Linked DNA regions of Homo sapiens: region 2 is linked to region 1. A link is a loop called in an ENCODE intact Hi-C map of the cell type or tissue named here. Cell type or tissue: heart left ventricle. All regions are shown on one strand. Links, peaks and the distances in the headings refer to the core of each region. The heading gives the core; the rest is flanking DNA. Region 1 overlaps SMYD4 (SET and MYND domain containing 4). Region 2 overlaps RPA1 (replication protein A1).

Region 1 (8,585 bases), core at 476-8,475:
TTGCGCTCCAGCCTGGGCAACAAGAGTGAAACTCCATCTCAAAAACAAAACAAAACAAAACAAAACAAAACAAAACCAACAACTCAGAAGGAGGCATATGTGTTATAAAGTCTTTACTACAACTTTGATTTTATTAGTGGTTGGTTACTGACTCTGCCAAGAGTACAGAATGAAGGGCAGAGAGTAAGGACTGGAAAACTGGCAGGAAACACACTGACAGCCGTCATCCCTGGAGGAAACTGCTCAATAAAACGGCTCCATATTTACTTCTCTGGTCACGGTTCATACTCCACGATTTTAACAAAGGAGTCGAGGAAGCTAGATACTGTAAGTGGAACGGTGTGTCTCTGGAGGTAAGCAGGCTTGCTGATTTCTTGTTTTATAATTCTTTTTTAATTACAATGTAACTACTAAGAGCTTCAGTTCCCACTGGAGTGGTGCACACATCTCATTACTACTAAAACCACAGGAATGTTCCAGGGAAACAGACTATCATCACTGAGCGAGGTGGAATCCAGCCAAAACCCCAGGCTAACATCCAGATGCCTGCAGATCAGCTAAAATCCTTTTAAAGGACTTGGAATCTCCAGATACTAGTTTTAAGTCTTTTCTGGGAACTGGGAGTTTGTACTGGAGGCCACTTAACTATTTCAAAAAATATTCACCAAAATAGGTGTCTCTCTGACTGCAACGGTTTGAGTCCTCCTCAGCCCTCATATCCTAGGCTTCGGACTGTTGGGAAAGTCTTATCTTCCTGACGAAAGCTCAGCAGCAACAGAACCTGTTATTTTTTTGTTGAGACAGGGTCTTACTCTGTCACCCAGGCTGGAGTGCAGTAGTGCGATCTTGGCTCACTGCAGCCTCAGCCTACCAGGCTCAGGTGACCCTATCTCAGCTTCTCGAGTAGGTGGGACTACAGGCATGTGCCACCATGCTCGGTGAACTAAAAAAACTTTTTTGTAGTGATACGGTCTCACTATATTGCCCAGGCTGGTTTTGAACTCCTGGGCTCAAGTGATCCTCCCACCTCAGCGTCTCAAAGTACTGGGATTACAGGTGTGAGCCTCTACACTGGGCCTGCAGAACCTACACAGAATCCGCACCTGGTCTGCAGAACCCACACCCGACCCACAGAACCCACACCCGACCCACAGAACCCACATCTGGCAGCAGAACCTCTTAATATTTTTTTTTTTTCTTTGAGATGGAGTCTGGCTCTGTCACCCAGGCTGGAGTGCAGTGGCGCGATCTCGGCTCACTGCAAGCTCTTCCTCCCGGGTTCACCCCATTCTCCTGCCTCAACCTCCCGAGTAGCTGTGAATACAGGCGTCCGCCACCACGCCCGACTAATTTTTTTGTATTTTTAGTAGAGACGGGGTTTCACCGTGTTAGCCAGGATGGTCTGGATCTCCTGACCTCGTGATCTGCCTGCCTCGGCCTCCCAAAGTGCTGGGATTACAGGCTTGAGCCACCGCACCCGGCCTCTTATTTTTTTTTTTGAGATGGAGTCTCACACTGTCACCTGGGCTGGAGTGCAGTGGAGCGATCTCGGCTCACTGCAACCTCCGCCTCCTGGGTTCAAGAGATTCTCCTGCCTCAGCCTCCCAAGTAGCTGGGATTACAGGTGCCCACCACCACGCCTGGCTAGTTTTTTGTATTTTTAGTAAAGATGGGGTTTCACCATGTTGGCCAGGCTGGTCTTGAACTCCTGACATCAGGTGATCCGCCCACCTTAGCCTCCCAAAGTGCTGGGATTACAGGCGTGAGCCACCATACCTGGCCAGCAAAACCTCTTTAACTTGTGTTCCATGGGCTCCTTTTCTGTGGGTCAAAATCCTCCTGGAACCCTACAATGCAGGCCCTACAGGGGTGGGTGGTAAGTCCAACAAACAGGATTTCATCTTCTGGAGCTCCTGGATTTCATCGTCCCATGGGCCACAGTGCAGCGACAGAACCTCCTCAGCTTTCTGTATTGTGCTCAGGGCTTCGGGTACTGCAAACCTGAGCCAAGGGAGGTAAGAGGAGTTAGTTCACTGATTTGTGAGGCAAATGTTAATTGAGGGCCTACTCACACACCGTGAAGAATGTAAGATCATTTCTGTCATCAAGGATCCTACAATCTAGAACAGTAAGTAAGACACTGTCACAAACACGCTGCAAAACAAAAGTGTGAGAAAACAGTTATAAAAGATAGTATAGACGCCAGGATCCTGAGAACACGAGGCAAATCTCAAAGCTTTTTTTTTTTTTTTTGAGACAAGAGTTTCACTCTTGTCGCCCAGGTATTTGTGCGACCTCGGCTCACTGCAACCTCCGCCTCCCGGGTTCAAGTGATTCTCCTGCCTCAACCTCCTGGGCAGCTGGATTACAGGCGTGAGCTACCACACCCGGCCTCAAAGTTTTCATCTGGTATTTACCACAGGTTTACATAGCAGTTTTCATTTTAGGGTGACCATCTTAGGGCTGACCTCTGACCTAACTCTGCAGCCCTTTTCTCTCTCTCTGACCAAACAGAATGTCTCTGTGTCTTGGGTACCAGGCCCACTCAGCACAGCCTTAGGTTGAAGCTTTAAGCACTTTCTCATAGCCACATACACCAAGGGCAGCTTTACCAGGGTTGGAGGTTCCACCCGGAAATCCTGAAATTGGGCCCTAAATGGTCTCAGTAGCAAAAGTGGATTTGGCATCAGCTCATCAGCGTGCTGTTCTTTCCTTTTAACCTTCAAAGTAGAACAGGGGATTTAAAACAAAAAACAAACAACAGCAGCAAAAAAGCAGGGTTTCTCGACCCTGACACTATTGACACTGTTGCTGGCTCCTTCTTTGCTGGGGTTGGTGGGGGGGGCACTGTCTTGTACCCGGGAGGATGCTTAGCAGCACCTCTGGCCTCTTTCGAATAGATGCCAGCAGCACCCCCCTTCCAAGTCATGACAATCCAAAATGTCTCCAGAGATCGCTTGAGCCCAGGAGTTGCAGGAAGCAGTGAGCTGTGACCGAGCCACTGTACTCCAGCCTGGGCAAGACAGCAAGACCCCTTCTCAAAAAAAAAAAAAAAAAAGTCTCCAGGCAATGCCACATGTTGTCTGGGGGTAAAATCAGCCCTGGTTCAAGCAAACGCTTTAAAAGGAAGAGGATGCAGAGTAGGGAGAAGGCAGAGAGCCTGGAGCTGAGAGTGCTGGGAATGAGACAGCCAAAGGGGCTGTGACGAACCAGAGAACAACCAGAAGGAGAGCTATACTGGAGGGTGGGTGGGGCTGCCTGGCCAAGTTCTCTCTGGGAAACTCACTTGAGATCTAAAAGCTTTCCCCATATCTCCCAGGAGGAAATTCTTTTTTTTTTTTTTTTTGAGATGGAGTCTCGCTCTGTCGCCCAGGCTACAGTGCAGTGGCGCGATCTTGGCTCACTGCAAGCTCCGCCTCCCAGGAGGAAATTCTAAAGCGTTATGTTTGTTAGCAAAACAGAAGGCAAAGATCTCTCCTAAAGAGGAAATAAAGAAGTTTCAACATGCTTTTAAAAACACCATAGAAAAAAAGTAATACCCAGAAGAGCCTAGGAAAGGAACAGTGTGTGCCCTGTGAAGTGGGAAAGGGACTCACCCGTTGAAAAAGATCTGGGCCAATTTGAAGAGCTCATGGCCCATTTCAACACTGGACGGCCCGTGGCGAACCTCCACCACGTAGAGACTCCTCTGTAGATGGGTGGCTGACTTTTGCCAGTCTCCTGTGAGAAGAGAAAAATCTTGTTCCAGAAAAGAACCACTGTCAACTGTGGATGCATATTTTCAGGGGGAGGAAATGGAACGAGAGGGGGAGCACCCTCAGTTTACAGAGCGGGGGGTAACCAGGCAGACAAGGCCGGGGCCACGGCGAAGTGCCCACAGCAGACTGTTCCCGACGCAGAACGTGAAGGCTCATGCTGTACCTAAGGCAGCACAGGCCCGGGCCAGGCCATCCGCGATCTCTCCCACCACGGCGTGCTCTGCCCACAGGAAGCTCTCGGCGTCACGCTGGCACCCCGACAGCCGCTGAACAGCTCGCTCTGTCAATGCAGAGGAAAGACGTCTCACTATAGACAGAAGCCCAGTCCTAGGAATGAGAATCCAGGTCTCAAATCCTCTGAATCAGCTGGGCTGAATGTGGAAATTCCCCCTGGCCTCCCTGGGTTGTCACCAACGCACAATGTCTGTTCCAATAAAGCTGCTGTTTTCTTCTGTTTTCTCTGTCAGTGGAGAAAGGCGCTAGGGGAGGCCTCCCCACATTTACACTGTATTTTCAACATTAACTTCCCAACTCGACCAACTCTACCTTTCACGTACGGCCATGATTTCTCTTGACCCTGAAATCTAAGCTAAAGGTCAACTTTCATAAAGCAGGGTAAATAAAAATCCCATGATGTCAAGCTCTAAGGCAGGGTTTTCAAGGGCAATGGGGAGCTCCGCAAGTCTCAGACAAAAGCAAGACACTCCTATCAGCTGGGCTCACGCCCCACTGCTCTCTAGCAGAGACTAGCTCTGAGGAGGGAAGAACCGCCCTTCTAGGAAGTTACATCACTAGGCCCTGGAATTAAAATAAATGACACTCAACTTCTGGAACTGCACACAGCTCACGGATGTCAGCGATGACCCGTTAGTTGGCAGGGGTACTTCAACTTAGCAATCAGATGCAGAAGAAAACAACAGCTGAAATCACCTGGCCCCTTTTCAAGGGCCCCACAGTAACAAAGCTGGTCAGGGTTTGGACTCACTGGCCTATATAGCCATCTTGTGGCTGGCATGGGGATAATTACATCCAATTCTCCCATCAGTACTGAGTATCCCTGAGTCCAAAACGGTATCAGAACAAATAAAAGGGAAGGGGCTGGAGGACCAAAGCAGGGAGCCAGTCTCACCTAGTTCACCATCTCTGAGAAGCTTCTGGGCCACTCTGACCTGCTGCTGTAGGTCCTGTAACCGAGAGACCAGGTGGTCCCTGCTGACGGCGGATTCTGCACAAGATCTGCTGCCACAGCGCAGCACGTCATCTCCCTGTGGAAGTCAGTTTTCTCTTTATTCCAATGCCAGGGTCAGTTATCAACACCGCCTGTGCTTACATTACAGGACTGCTCCATAGTTTCTTACCTCATGGGGGAAAGAGACTCCTGTAACAATACATCGTGACGAAAGTCTGAGCGAATTTTGTTTGATGGCGGCAATGGCGGCAATTCTAATGAAGTGTATCAGCAGTAGCTGATCCCACCTGAGATTTCATTTTTGGAACAGAACTGGTACAGTGCACAATTTCTTTCCACTTCTATAGCCCCTCTTGTCGCTTTTTGGGGCCAGGACTTTAGATGACAAACATTTCTTTTTTTTGAGATGGAGTCTCGCTCGGTCTCCAGGCTGGAGTGCAGTGGTGCGATCTCGGCTCACTCCAAGCTCCGCCTCCCGGGTTCACGCCATTCTCCTGCCTCAGTCTCCCGAGTAGCTGGGACTACAGGTGCCCACCACCAAGCCCGGCTAAATTTTTGTGTGTGTTATTTATTTTTTTTTTTTAGTAGAGACGGGGTTTCACCGTGTAAGCCAGGATGGTCTCGATTTTCTGACCTCATGATCCGCTCGCCTCAGCCTCCCAAAGTGCTGGGATTACAGGCGTGAGCCACCGTGCCCGGCCTTGATGACAAACATTTCTAGTAGTTATGAAAAAGTCCTCAGAAAACCAATAGAAGGCCAGGTGCGGTGGCTCACGCCTGTAATCCCAGCACTTTGGGAGGGCGAGGCGGGTGGATCCATGAGGTCAGGAGATCGAGACCATCCTGGCTAACACGGTGAAACCCCGTCTCTACTAAAAATACAAAAAATTAGCCGGGCATGGTGGTGGCGGGCGCCTGTAGTCTCACCTACTCGGGAGGCTGAGGCAGGAGAATGGCGTGAACCCGGGAGGTGGAGCTTGCAGTGAGCCGAGATTGCACCACTGCACTCCAGCCTGGGTGACATGAGAGAGACTCTGTCTCACAAAAGAAAAAGAAAAAAAAAAAAAAAAGAAAACCAATAGAAAGGCTGGGCGTGGTGGCTCACGCCTGTAATCCCAGCGCTTTGGGTGGTCGAGGCAGGTAGGTCGCTTGAGGCCAGGAGATCGAGACCAGCCTGGCCAACATGGAGAACATGGCCAACTCGTCTCTACTAAAAATACAAAGATTAGCTGGGCATGGTGGTGCATGCCTGTAATCCCAGCTACTGGGGAGGCTGAGGCAGGAGAATTGCTTGAGTCTGGGAGGTTGAGGCTGTGGTAAGCAGAGATCGTGCCACTGCACTCACTTCAGCCTGGATGACAGGGCAAGACCCCATCTCAAAAAAAAAAAAGAAAAAAAAAAAAACTAATAGAAAAAGGTGCTAGGTGCGATCGTCCTACATTTGACCTTGGGTCTCCAAGTTTAGCTTTCTAACACAACCGGCTCTGCCTTTCACTCATGACTCCCCTAAGAAGAATACGGCACTTGTGGCAGAGGGGAAACCTCCGAGGTGGACATCTGCTGTGTTTCAAAGGCCGATATCTATTTTCTCATTTGGCAACAGCAACCCAACCCAGTTTCTCATAAGGATCCCTCTCACCCTCAGTCCCATGGCCCTTGCCCTACAGCTGAGGGTGTGGCATGTGGCTCACATATGGCTCCTTCCTCTGGCCCAAATGGCTGGAGGAAAACTATGTCTAATTTTCCTCCAGCCACAGTTCTCAGGTCAATGAAACACAGTAACATCTCTGCCCAGGCTGCTGTTTGAGTGGCATGTGCTCTTATCCTCCTTGGCAGGAAATCCGCAGGCTGGGCTGCTGGCAGCCATCCTGCATCGTAAGAGGGAAGTCTATCTGAGGATGGGCTAACACAGAGAAAATGAAGCTGAGAGGGGTGGACAGAAAGCCCCTGGATCAAGCTGTATCTTAAGCAGCCTTATCCTGGAATTTTTCTCATAACATTTTTTTTGGTAGAGACAGGGTCTTGCTATGTTGCCCAGGCTGGTCTTGAACCCCTGGCCTCCAAGTGATCTGTCCACCTCAGCCTCCCAAAGTGCTGGGATAATAGGCATGTGTCACTGTGCCCAGCCTATCCTGGGACTTTTCAATGACTGACTTCAGCAAATAAATTCCCAGTCTCCCCCAGATCCCAAACCAGTTCAGATGGGATCTTCTGTCCTTTATAAAGGAAACATTACTAAATTGAACCTTTCCCTGTGGTTTCTCTGGAGGGGAACTAGTGTATGGGGATGACTGGCTAAAATGGAGGTGATATTACTGGTCTCAGCACTTACAAGTCCCTGATGGCTTCCTCCTAAACACTGATCACCCTTGGGGTGGAAAACTGACCTCCAGGAAAAGTGGAGGAGACAGAAGAGAGAATTACCTGCATGGGCGCTCCGCAACTGTTGCAACAGAATGCTTCCCACCTGGGCCCTGCAGCCATCCTGTGTGCCTCAGTTTGACAAGCTGGACAGGCGCAGTCAAAGAAATACTGAGACCTCAGCTTCTGCTGCCTTTCGGCAACCCCCATCCGGCTCTTGTGAGGCCCTGGAGGGAGATCACCGTCAGCCAATATTGAAAGCAAGAGAGAGTCAAACACTACGTAAAAACCTTCAGCTTAGCAGAGGGTCTGGACAATTACCTATCATGTGACAGCTAACCTTTACCCAAATATTTGTGGAACTGGATACTAAAATAAGCTTCCAAGTTGCTGAGACAGGAAGAAAGAGAAGCCAAGAAGTTGTTCCTAGCCCATTTTCAGAATAGGAAGTTTATAGTGATTAAACAGCGAGACATAGTTTAGCCGCAATAGGGCCCTAGCACGAAGGCCATTCCTTCCATCCTCCCTTCCTTGTTTTTGGCCTAAGTGTTCACTGCCTCTTCCAGGAAGCAGACAGTAGACAGGTGAAGTCACATGCCTGGTGGCTTGCTGACTTGCGTCCCCGTCCTTTTCTGTTGGAGAAGGGCAGGATGGCAGTGCGGAGGGATGGCTCACCATAGCAGTGGAGAATCTCTTGCCCCTTTCTAATCCGCTGTGACGCCCGGATGGTGGCGACAGTGCTAATGAAGGACACGCTGGTGTTGGGGCTACAGGAGTGGTTCAGGAGGCTGATAACAGGGAAGATGCCTGTGGCAAGGCGCACCTGCCTGCTGTCGGTAACGATGCTCCCTTTAGGTCCTGAAAGGGCAAGAGGAAAGAAGGAAAAAGGTGTCAGCACATGAGCCCTGGCCTTGCCCTCTGTTCCTCAGAAGATGAGCTGGGCAGCTAGGCCTGCAGCCCGTGTGAGTCATGGCTCCACAGCCAGATCCAATATAAATCAGATGGGACATGACTCACGGCAAGCTCCAGTCCCCAGGAAGCAAAGTGGATGAACGCACACAAAGTCCACTGGAGTCCTGGAACCTAACGACTGTGTCTCTACACCACGAAATAGCCAAAGATAAGAACTTATAAAGAAGTAATAAAAAAGGGATGATAAGTAGGGAGCGTTCTAGATAGTTTCATAATGTTCTCACATAGAAACCAGAGCCCCTGTTGAGGTGACTTCCCAAAGACTTTTAGAGCCCAAGGGCTTTTGTTTATCTGGTCTTTGGTTG
Region 2 (8,585 bases), core at 151-8,150, 83 kb after region 1:
CCACAGCGCCCAGCTTAGAATGTAGCTCTCTTATACCTCTCTTGTCCCTGCTGTCCACATGGAAGAAGTAGATGTTAATATCGATTAGCTCAATATTTATTTATTTATTTATTTATTTGAGATGGAGTCTCACTTTGTTGCCCAGGCTGGAGTGCAGTTGCATGATCTTGGCTCACTGCAACCTCCACCTCCCAGTTCAAGCTATCCTCATGCCTCAGCCTCACCAGTAGCTGGGATTACAGGCACACACCACCATGCCCAGCTAATTTTTGTATTTTTAGTAGAGATGGGGTTTCACCATGTTGGCCAGGTTGGTCTCGATCCCCTGACCTCAAGTGATCCGCCCACCTTGACCTCCTAAAGTGCTAAGATTATTGGCGTGAGTCACTGTGCCCAGCTTTTTTTTTTTTTTTTTTTTTTGAGATGAAGTTTTGCTTTGTTGCCCAGGCTGGAGTGCACTGGAACGATCTCCGCTCACTGCAACCTCCCCCGGGTTCAAGTGATTCTCCTGCCTCAGGCTCCCAAGTAGCTGGGATTACAAGTGCCCGCCACCACGCCCAGCTAATTTTTGTATTTTTAGTAGAGACGAAGTTTCACCATGTTGGCCAGGCTAGTCTCGAACTGCTGACCTCAGGTGATCTGCCTGCCTCAGCCTCCCAAAGTGTTGGGATTACAGGCGTGAGCCACCGTGCCCGGCCAAGATTTATTTATTTAGTTATTTGGAGACAGGTTCTTGCTTTGCCATCCAGGCTGGAGTGCAGTGGCTCAAAAAGGGCTTACTGTAGCCTCAACCTCCCAGGCTCAAGTGATCTTCCCACCTCAGCTTTCCCAGTAGCTGGGAGCGTGAACCACCACGCCCAACTAATTTATTTTATTTTATTTTATTTTATTTTATTTTATTTTATTTTTTTGAGACGAGTCTCACTCTGTCACCCAGGCTGGAGTGCAATGGCACAATCTCGGCTCACTGCAACCTCCACCTCCCGGGCTCAAGCGATTCTCCTGCCTCAGCCTCCCGAGTAGCTGGGATTACAGGTGCCCGCCACCACACTCAGCTAATTTTTTTTATTTTTAGTAGAGACGGCGTTTCACCACGTTGGCCAGGCTGGTCTCGAACTCCTGACCTCAGGTGATCCACCCACCTTGGCCTCCCAAAGTGTTGGGATTACAGGTGTGAGCCACCGTGCCTGGCCCCAACTACTTTTTATATTTTTTTGTAGAAACAGAGTTTTGCCATGTTGTCCAGGCTGGTCTTGAGCTCCTGAGTTCAGGTAATCCACCTGCCTCGGTCTCCCAATGTGCTGGGATTACGAACGTGAGCCCCTGCAGGGGGCCGACATCAAAATTTAAATGGCCAGTCAGATTGAAGTTTTTCTATGAAACATATCTTGCTTTATTAAAAATTTAAAGTTTTCAAAACATACTTGTAGAAGGCAATTTTCAAATGGTTGTTATGTTTTCAGATATTTTTAGTAATCAGAACAACATAATTTTATTGTTTTACTAATCAGCCAATTTTTGAACTAAATCTGAAGTCACTAAGAGATGATGGTCAATCATGAATATTTGGAAAAAAATTTGTGATATAATTTATAGAAAAGAAATGTTCAGAGTGTATTGAATAATTTTAATAACATATAACTAATTAAGTACATATATTAACTAATTATAACTGTGACATTGAAAATATAAAATCGACTTTAAGCTGGTCAGCATCAAGAAGCTGGAAGATGTTCATGTGGCTTATTTGAAATCTTCCGCTGTGTATCTCCTCCTTCCCAAATGATTTCTCAGTAGGAAGCTATGTTTGAACTCAGAGAAGGAGCTGTTTCTTAAAAATTAAACTGTCTCTGCTGCTCCCAATAGACAAAGGTGCTTAGCTGGTTCCCACTGAAGTACACTAATTCACTGTCTTAATTTAAATTTACCAATATATGCGGGGCATAGTGGCCCATGCCTGTAATCCCAGCACTTTGGGAGGCTGAGGTGGGCGAATCACCTGAGGTCAGGAGTTTGAGACCAGCCTGGCCAACATGGTGAAACCTCGTCTCTACTAAAAATACAAAAAAATTAGCTGGGCATAGTGGCACGCGCCTGTATTCCCAGCTACTAGGGAGGCTGAGGCAGGAGAATCGCTTGAACCTGGGAATCGGAGGTTGCAGTGAGCTGAGATTGCACCATTGTACTCCAGCCTGGACAACAAGAGTGAAACTCTGTCTCAAAAATAAATAAATAAAAATAACTTTAACAACATAGTTCTTCAATTAGTCCATAACTAACTTTTACTATTAGTAGGGTTTTCACTTAAGGGTAAGTGGAATTGAACCCAGTAATTCTTAGGCTGGACCTTAGGTGGATCACCTGAGGTCAGGAGTTCAAGACCAGCCTGGCCAACATGGTGAAACGCCGTCTCTACTAAAAATAAAAAAAATTAGCCGAGTGTGGTGGCGGGCACCTGTAATCCCAGCTACTCGGGAGGCTGAGGCAGGAGAATCACTTGAGCCCGGGAGGTGGAAGTTGCAGTGAGCCGAGATTGTGCCATTGCACTCCAGCCTGGGCGACAGAGTGAGACTTGTCTCAAAAAAATAAAATAAAAACAAATTAGTTGGGCGTGGTGGTTCACGCTCCCAGCTACTGGGAAAGCTGAGGTGGGAAGTAATTCTTGCATCCTGTCTTCGTTTTCCTACCTGGAACTGAGTCCTGGCCTTTGCCTAAGTGAGATAATGGAAAGGAAAGGAAAGTTGGAGAATCTCAGGTCTGGACCTTAGCAGTGAATTCAGCACAATCGCAGAATGTTGAGGTAGAGGAAACTGTTGTAGAGATCAGTTGATCAGTTTTTAATCATTAAATAAAAACGTGAATGAGGCAGTGAAGTAACTTCCCCAAGGTCACACAATGGGTTGCTACAAGAAATGAGAATGAGCATTTGTCATTTCCCAGTGAGAACAGTTTCCATTGTGCCCGGACCTTCAAAGATTAACCTTCATACCAAAGTTTTTGCCTACTTGAAAATTGTATTTAAGTACATAGATCGTGTGAGTGAGTCTACTGCGGGAATGTTATATACATAATTAAAATTATCTCTATTTCACATTTATATATTTGTCCATTAAAACTTGCATAATTAAATAAATGTAAAATATAACTGAGATAATCAGACATCTGTTTTCTTTAATAAACATTAATCTTGAATAGATAATATGGTTAAATGATTTCAAAAAGATAATGTAGTTACATGATTTAAAGTTATAGCTACCGAATTGTGTGTGCAGAGAAATCTTACTCCTACCCTTGCCGCCCCTGCCACCCACTGCTGCCCTCTAGAGGTAAAGTTTTCGTGGTTTCTTTTTATCCTTCAGGCGTTTCTTCATGAGAATGTAACCAAATACAAATATATATTCTCGTTCCGTACTCCACTTTGCCTACACAAAAGGCAGCATACTGTGTACACTATCGTGTCTTTTTCTCCTGCTTTTACTTATTTATTATTATTTTAATAGAGATGAGACCTCACTATGCTGTTCAGGCTGGTCTCAAACTCCTGGGCTCAAGCGATTCTCCCACTTCAGTCTCCCAAAGTGCTAGGATTACAGGCGTGAGCGCTGCGCCCAGCCATATCCTGTTTTTTTAAAGTTTTCTGGCCAGGTGTGGTGGCCCCCGCCTGTAATCCCGACACTTTGGGAGGCCAAGCTTGGCAGATCGCTTGAGCTCAGGAGTTTAAGACCAGCCTGGGCAACATGACGAAACCCTGTCTCTACCAAAAATACAGAAAATTAGCCAGGCGTGGTGGTGTACACCTGCAGTCCTAGCCACCCGGGAGGCTGAGGTGAGAGGATCACTTGAGCCTGGGAGAAAGAGGCTGCAGTGAGCCAGGGCTGTGCCACTACACTCCAGCCTGGGTGACAGAGTGAGACTCCATCTCAAAAAACAACAAAAAAATTTTTTTTTGGCCTAGAGATAATCCCATATACTTGTATATGCTTAGAGATCTTTTTTTTTTCTTTTTTCTTTTTTTGAGACGGAGTCTCTCTGTCACCCAGGGTGGAGTGCAATGGCGCAATCTCGGCTCAGTGCAACCTCTGCCTCTTGGGTTCAAGCAGTTCTCCTGTCTCAGCTTGCCTAGTAGCTGGGACCACAGGAGCCCACCACCACGCCCGGCTAAATTTTTTATATTTTTAGTAGAGATGGGGTTTTACCATGTTGGCCAGGCTGGTCTCGAACTCCTGACTTCAAGTGATCTGCCCACCTCTGCCTCCCGAAGTGCTGGGATTATAGGCGTGGGCCACTGCGCCCGGCCACCGGCTAATTTTTTTATATTTTTAATAGATATGGGGTTTTACCATGTTGGCCAGGCTGGTCTCAAACTCCTGACTTCAGGTGATCTGCCCACCTCTGCCTCCCGAAGTGCTGGGATTACAGGCGGGGACCGCTGTGCCCGGCCACCGTTTTAGTTTTTACACTGAAATTATTCATGCTGCTTCTGTCTTATACTGTTGTGGGTTCTTGATTTATGGTGTTTCGGGCTTCATTTTCACACAACTTGGAATGTGCGGGTTTTCTCTGTTCCCTGGTTTCACTGAAGATGTCGTTTCTAATGAGAGATGTGTATACGTCTGTGTGCACGTGCATGTATGTGTATGCAGTTGGCATTCATTCCTGTTGCTCTGTATTGGTTTTTAGAGTGGGAAGATGTGGGGCTAGGCCATCATTATGCTCTTTCTAGAACTGGAACCTACTAGATATTAATTTTTATTTACACAAATTGTAATTTGATGCTTTAAATTGGAGAGGGAATCGGGTAAATTATTCGGCTAAATTATTAAATTGACACATCACTTTTTTTTGCAGTAGTAACGTTTTGTTAAAATGAGCGAATTTGTTATCACATTCTCAGCTTTCAGGAAGGTGAGCTGAGACAAAGCAATGCTTAGCATTTTTCTGAAACCTTTGGATGCAGTCAGGACAAGAGAGAGGTGATTGTGCCCAGCTTTATCACCTCTGGCCAGGTTTCTAGTGTTTGTGTGTGTGTGTGTGTGTTGTATTTAATTGAATGATTGCTTTGGACATTTTCTGTTTTGGGGGCAAAAGTGTTTATAGTGAAGATGGGCTGGGCTCAGTGGCTCATACCTTCAGTCCCAACACTTTGGGAGGCTGAGGCAGGAGGATCGCTGGAGACCAGGAATTCAAGATTGGCCTGGGCAACATAGTGAGACCCTGTCTCTACAGAAAACAAACAAAAAAATTATCCAGGCCTGATAGCACACTCCTCTAGTCCTGGCTACTCGGGAAGTCGAGGTGGGAGGATCACTTGAGCCCAGGAGGTCAAGGCTGCAGTGATCTGTAATCACACCAGTGCACTCCAGCCTGGGTGACAGATCAAGACCCTGTCTCAAAAAAAAAATTAAAAAGAAAAAGAAGATGGAGATGATGAAAGGATTGAAGGATACTTATTGCTTAGTCAGAAATACAGGGCTATGGGCCGGGTGCCATGGCTGACACCTGTAATCGCAGCACTTTGGGAGGTCGAGGCAGGAGGATCAGTTGCGCCCAGGAGTTAAAGATCAGCCTGGGTAGCTGTAGAGACAAAAGTAGTCTCTACAAAAAAAAATACAAAAAATAATCCAGGCGTGATCTCGTGTAACTAGTTCCACCTGCCGGGGAGGCCGAGTCGGGGGATTGCTTGAGGCCAGGAGGTCAAGGCCTGCAGTGAGCTATGATCATGCCGCTGTACTCCAACCTGGGCATTGGAGCAATACCCTGTCTCAAGGGGGAAAAAAAAAGAAAATAAACATAGGGCTATGGAAAAATATTCCTTTATTTCAGTACCCAGCTCCACTGGGCCTTTCCTTTCTCCAGTGTCTGTTAAAGCTCAGGGGGATAAGATTGCTGTTCAGGATTACTTACTCTCGAATTTCGTTGTAACCAGATCAGTGAGCCAGTGCGGAAATAGCTTTCTTATAGTGACTTCTACCTCACGGGGCATTTCACCGCAGTGCTTTCTCCTCTGTTGGGAAAGGACGCACACTCTGTGCTAGCGGGTGGAGAACTAAAGTTCATTTTGTATCCTCCCAGCACCTAATCCAGAACTTGTGCCATGTGAGGTGACCAGTACAATTAAGTCTAGCCCACAAATAGGCAGGAATTCCAAAATGTGCGTTGAAATTGTCTTGGCGGGGCACGGTGGCTCACTCCTGTAATGCCAGCACTTTGGGAAGCCGAGGCGGGTGGATCATTTGAGATCAGGAGTTCGAGACCAGCCTGGCATACATGGTGAAACCCTATCTCTATTAAAAATAGAAAAATTAGCCAGGCGTGATGGCGGGTACCTGTAATCCCAGCTACTTGGGAGACTGAGGTTGCAGTGAGTTGAGATCGCGCCACTGCCCTCCAGCTTGGGCAACACAGCGAGACCCCGTCTCAGGAAAAGAAAAAAGAAATTGTCTGATATTTATAGAATTTTCAAAGTGTGAGAAATAAAACTTCAGACATAATTCGTGCTTCATACTATATTGAATTAGATGATTTTAAAGTCTCCCGTATTTACCACTGTATTTTTGTCTGCGTATATAAGTTCCATGCACCTATACTATGGCTAACAATATTTTACTTTGACTAAAATTTGTTACACAATACTTAATTATTAGTGTTACTTATTATTGAAAGACATTAGTTGAAATTTCTTTCAGCCTGATTTCATCCATTTTCTGCCAAGAGGCAATTGTAAATTATTGGATTGACTCTTCTACATATTGTTTGTAGTTGTTAAGAAAGTACTTACTGGTAGAAGTTGAATTTTTTGTTGCCCTTATTCTCCATTGTCTGTTTAGCGAATTTTTCTCTGCGATGGCTCACTTAACCATTATAATGATAAAAATGATAGGTGTGAGTGCAAATAATTTGAGGTGCTAAGAGTCTGCTCTGAAATATCCTGTTTCGGCCGGGCATGGTGGCTTATGCCTGTAATCCCAGCACTTTGGGAGATTGAGGTGGGCGGGTCACCTGAGGTCAGGAGTTTGAGACCAGCCTGGCCAACATGGTGAAACCCTGTCTCTACTAAAAATCACAAAAATTAGCTGGGTGTGGTGGCCAGCGCCTGTAATCCTAGCTACTCGGGAGGCTGAGGCAGGAGAATCTCTTGAAATCGGGAGGCGGAGGTTGCAGTGAGCCGAGATGGCGCCGTTGCACTCCAGCCTGGGTAACAAGAGCGAGACTACGTCTCAAAAAAAAAAAAAAATCCTATTTTCCCCCTAGGTCAAAGCCAGTGATATGTAAAGCTAGCATAGAGCAAAAGAGTCTGAGAACCATGATGTTGACCTGTCTTATTAGAATGGTTTGATTTGCAGGTGACACAAAGCAGAAGATGTGTCAGAAGTTAAGTCTCTGCATTACTGCTTTGGGGTGTAATTTAATTTTTAGAAGGATTTTTACTTAGCTGTAGACTGATTTTTCTGGGGTCTCGTGGCCCCTTGCCATTCACAACATGCACTGCAACATGTTGCTATGTAGAATGCACCGGATTCTTGCCGTCCATTTGGCTCCGGGCTGTCTCTCGTCTCTTGTGCCAGATTTGCACATCTGGTCCAGAGCAGGAGTTAAGGATTGCTCTAGTAAGTGGATTAGTAGCTTTTCCTAATTACCAGATCTCACAACTAGAGTTGCGGCTGCCAGAATTGGTCGTTCACAGTTAACAATTACCTAGATGATGATGAAGTACATGGATCTAGTCATAAAAGCCTCGGTTCAAGCAGATGTCCTGCTTCCCAGCTGTGTGATTTGAGCCAGTTACGTGGTTCCTCTAACCCAGCGTTCTCACCTGTTAAAGGGTATGATAATAGTGTCTACATCCTAGGGCTGGCAGGCACTGTAGCAATGCACGTACCTGCACTCTCCTGAATGCAGTACCTGAAGCAGGGTGAGCACTCAAGAAAGGGTAGCTGTAATTCATACGTATTACAGGGCTTGATTGTTAAATATTCTGTGCTTCATGGACTCTCAGAATCCGGGGATCACAAGACTGTACTGTTACATTATGTACTGCTAAAAGGAAGTGATGGTAAGACATTAATTTACATGTTAAAATGTGAAAAAAATGTGGATCTTAGAATAGGTAAACTAAGGTAAGTCACATTTTTAAAAATTGTGGTAAAATACTACCTAACATGAAATTTACATTTGAGCAGTTTTAAGCATACAGTTCAGTGACATTAAGTCCATTAACGTTGGCGTAAGCCATCATCACCATCCATCTTCAGAACTTTTTCATCATCCCAAACCGAAACTCTTGAGCCTATTAAACACTACTCCATTCCCCACTCCCGCCATTCTCTGGTGACCCCTCTTCTACTTTCTGTCCCTGGGAATTTGTCTGTTAGGTACCTCTTAAGATTTAGCTACATTTTTATAGAAATTGAATCTATGTGATCAGCAAGATCAGATGACCACATCCTTTTCAACAAAGTTCTTAAGCAGATATGATCTCAGCAGGGGATTTTCTAGTTTAGTGGTTTTGGAGATGATAGAAGAGAGGGAGGAAGTCGGAGGGAGTGTAGCAGGGGCTTATGTATTTTTATGGTACTCTTCTGTTT

The links. Hi-C counts contacts between places; a loop is a spot of excess contacts. Peaks named below come from ENCODE experiments on the same cell type or tissue, not always from the same donor. Only the 100,000 strongest peaks of a DNase experiment are listed, where the experiment ranks them.
Region 2: it touches region 1 in a loop (2.4-fold over the local background); 6 of 110 quality-filtered maps call a loop at or near these places.

Annotation. Positions count from the first base shown.
Region 1 is chr17:1,779,439-1,788,023 of GRCh38, forward strand. It overlaps SMYD4 (SET and MYND domain containing 4), which reads right to left. Exons shown (of 11, transcript NM_052928.3): 6 at 7,984-8,166; 7 at 7,372-7,535; 8 at 4,888-5,023; 9 at 3,922-4,038; 10 at 3,597-3,720; 11 at 47-2,001. The coding sequence ends at 1,848. Among named protein-coding and RNA genes, the nearest start is that of SERPINF1, 22 kb to the left of the region's middle. RefSeq lists an enhancer at 4,417-4,711. In heart left ventricle, for the core only: a CTCF peak has its summit at 4,762 (motif pointing left); DNase peaks (open chromatin) are centred at 526, 3,309, 4,529, 6,799 and 2 weaker places; H3K4me3 peaks cover 1,925 bases; H3K27ac peaks cover 7,331 bases.
Region 2 is chr17:1,862,320-1,870,904 of GRCh38, forward strand. All of the region lies in intron 5 of RPA1 (replication protein A1), which reads left to right. Among named protein-coding and RNA genes, the nearest start is that of RPA1, 37 kb to the left of the region's middle. In heart left ventricle, for the core only: a CTCF peak has its summit at 3,323 (motif pointing left); no DNase peak of the experiment used is centred there.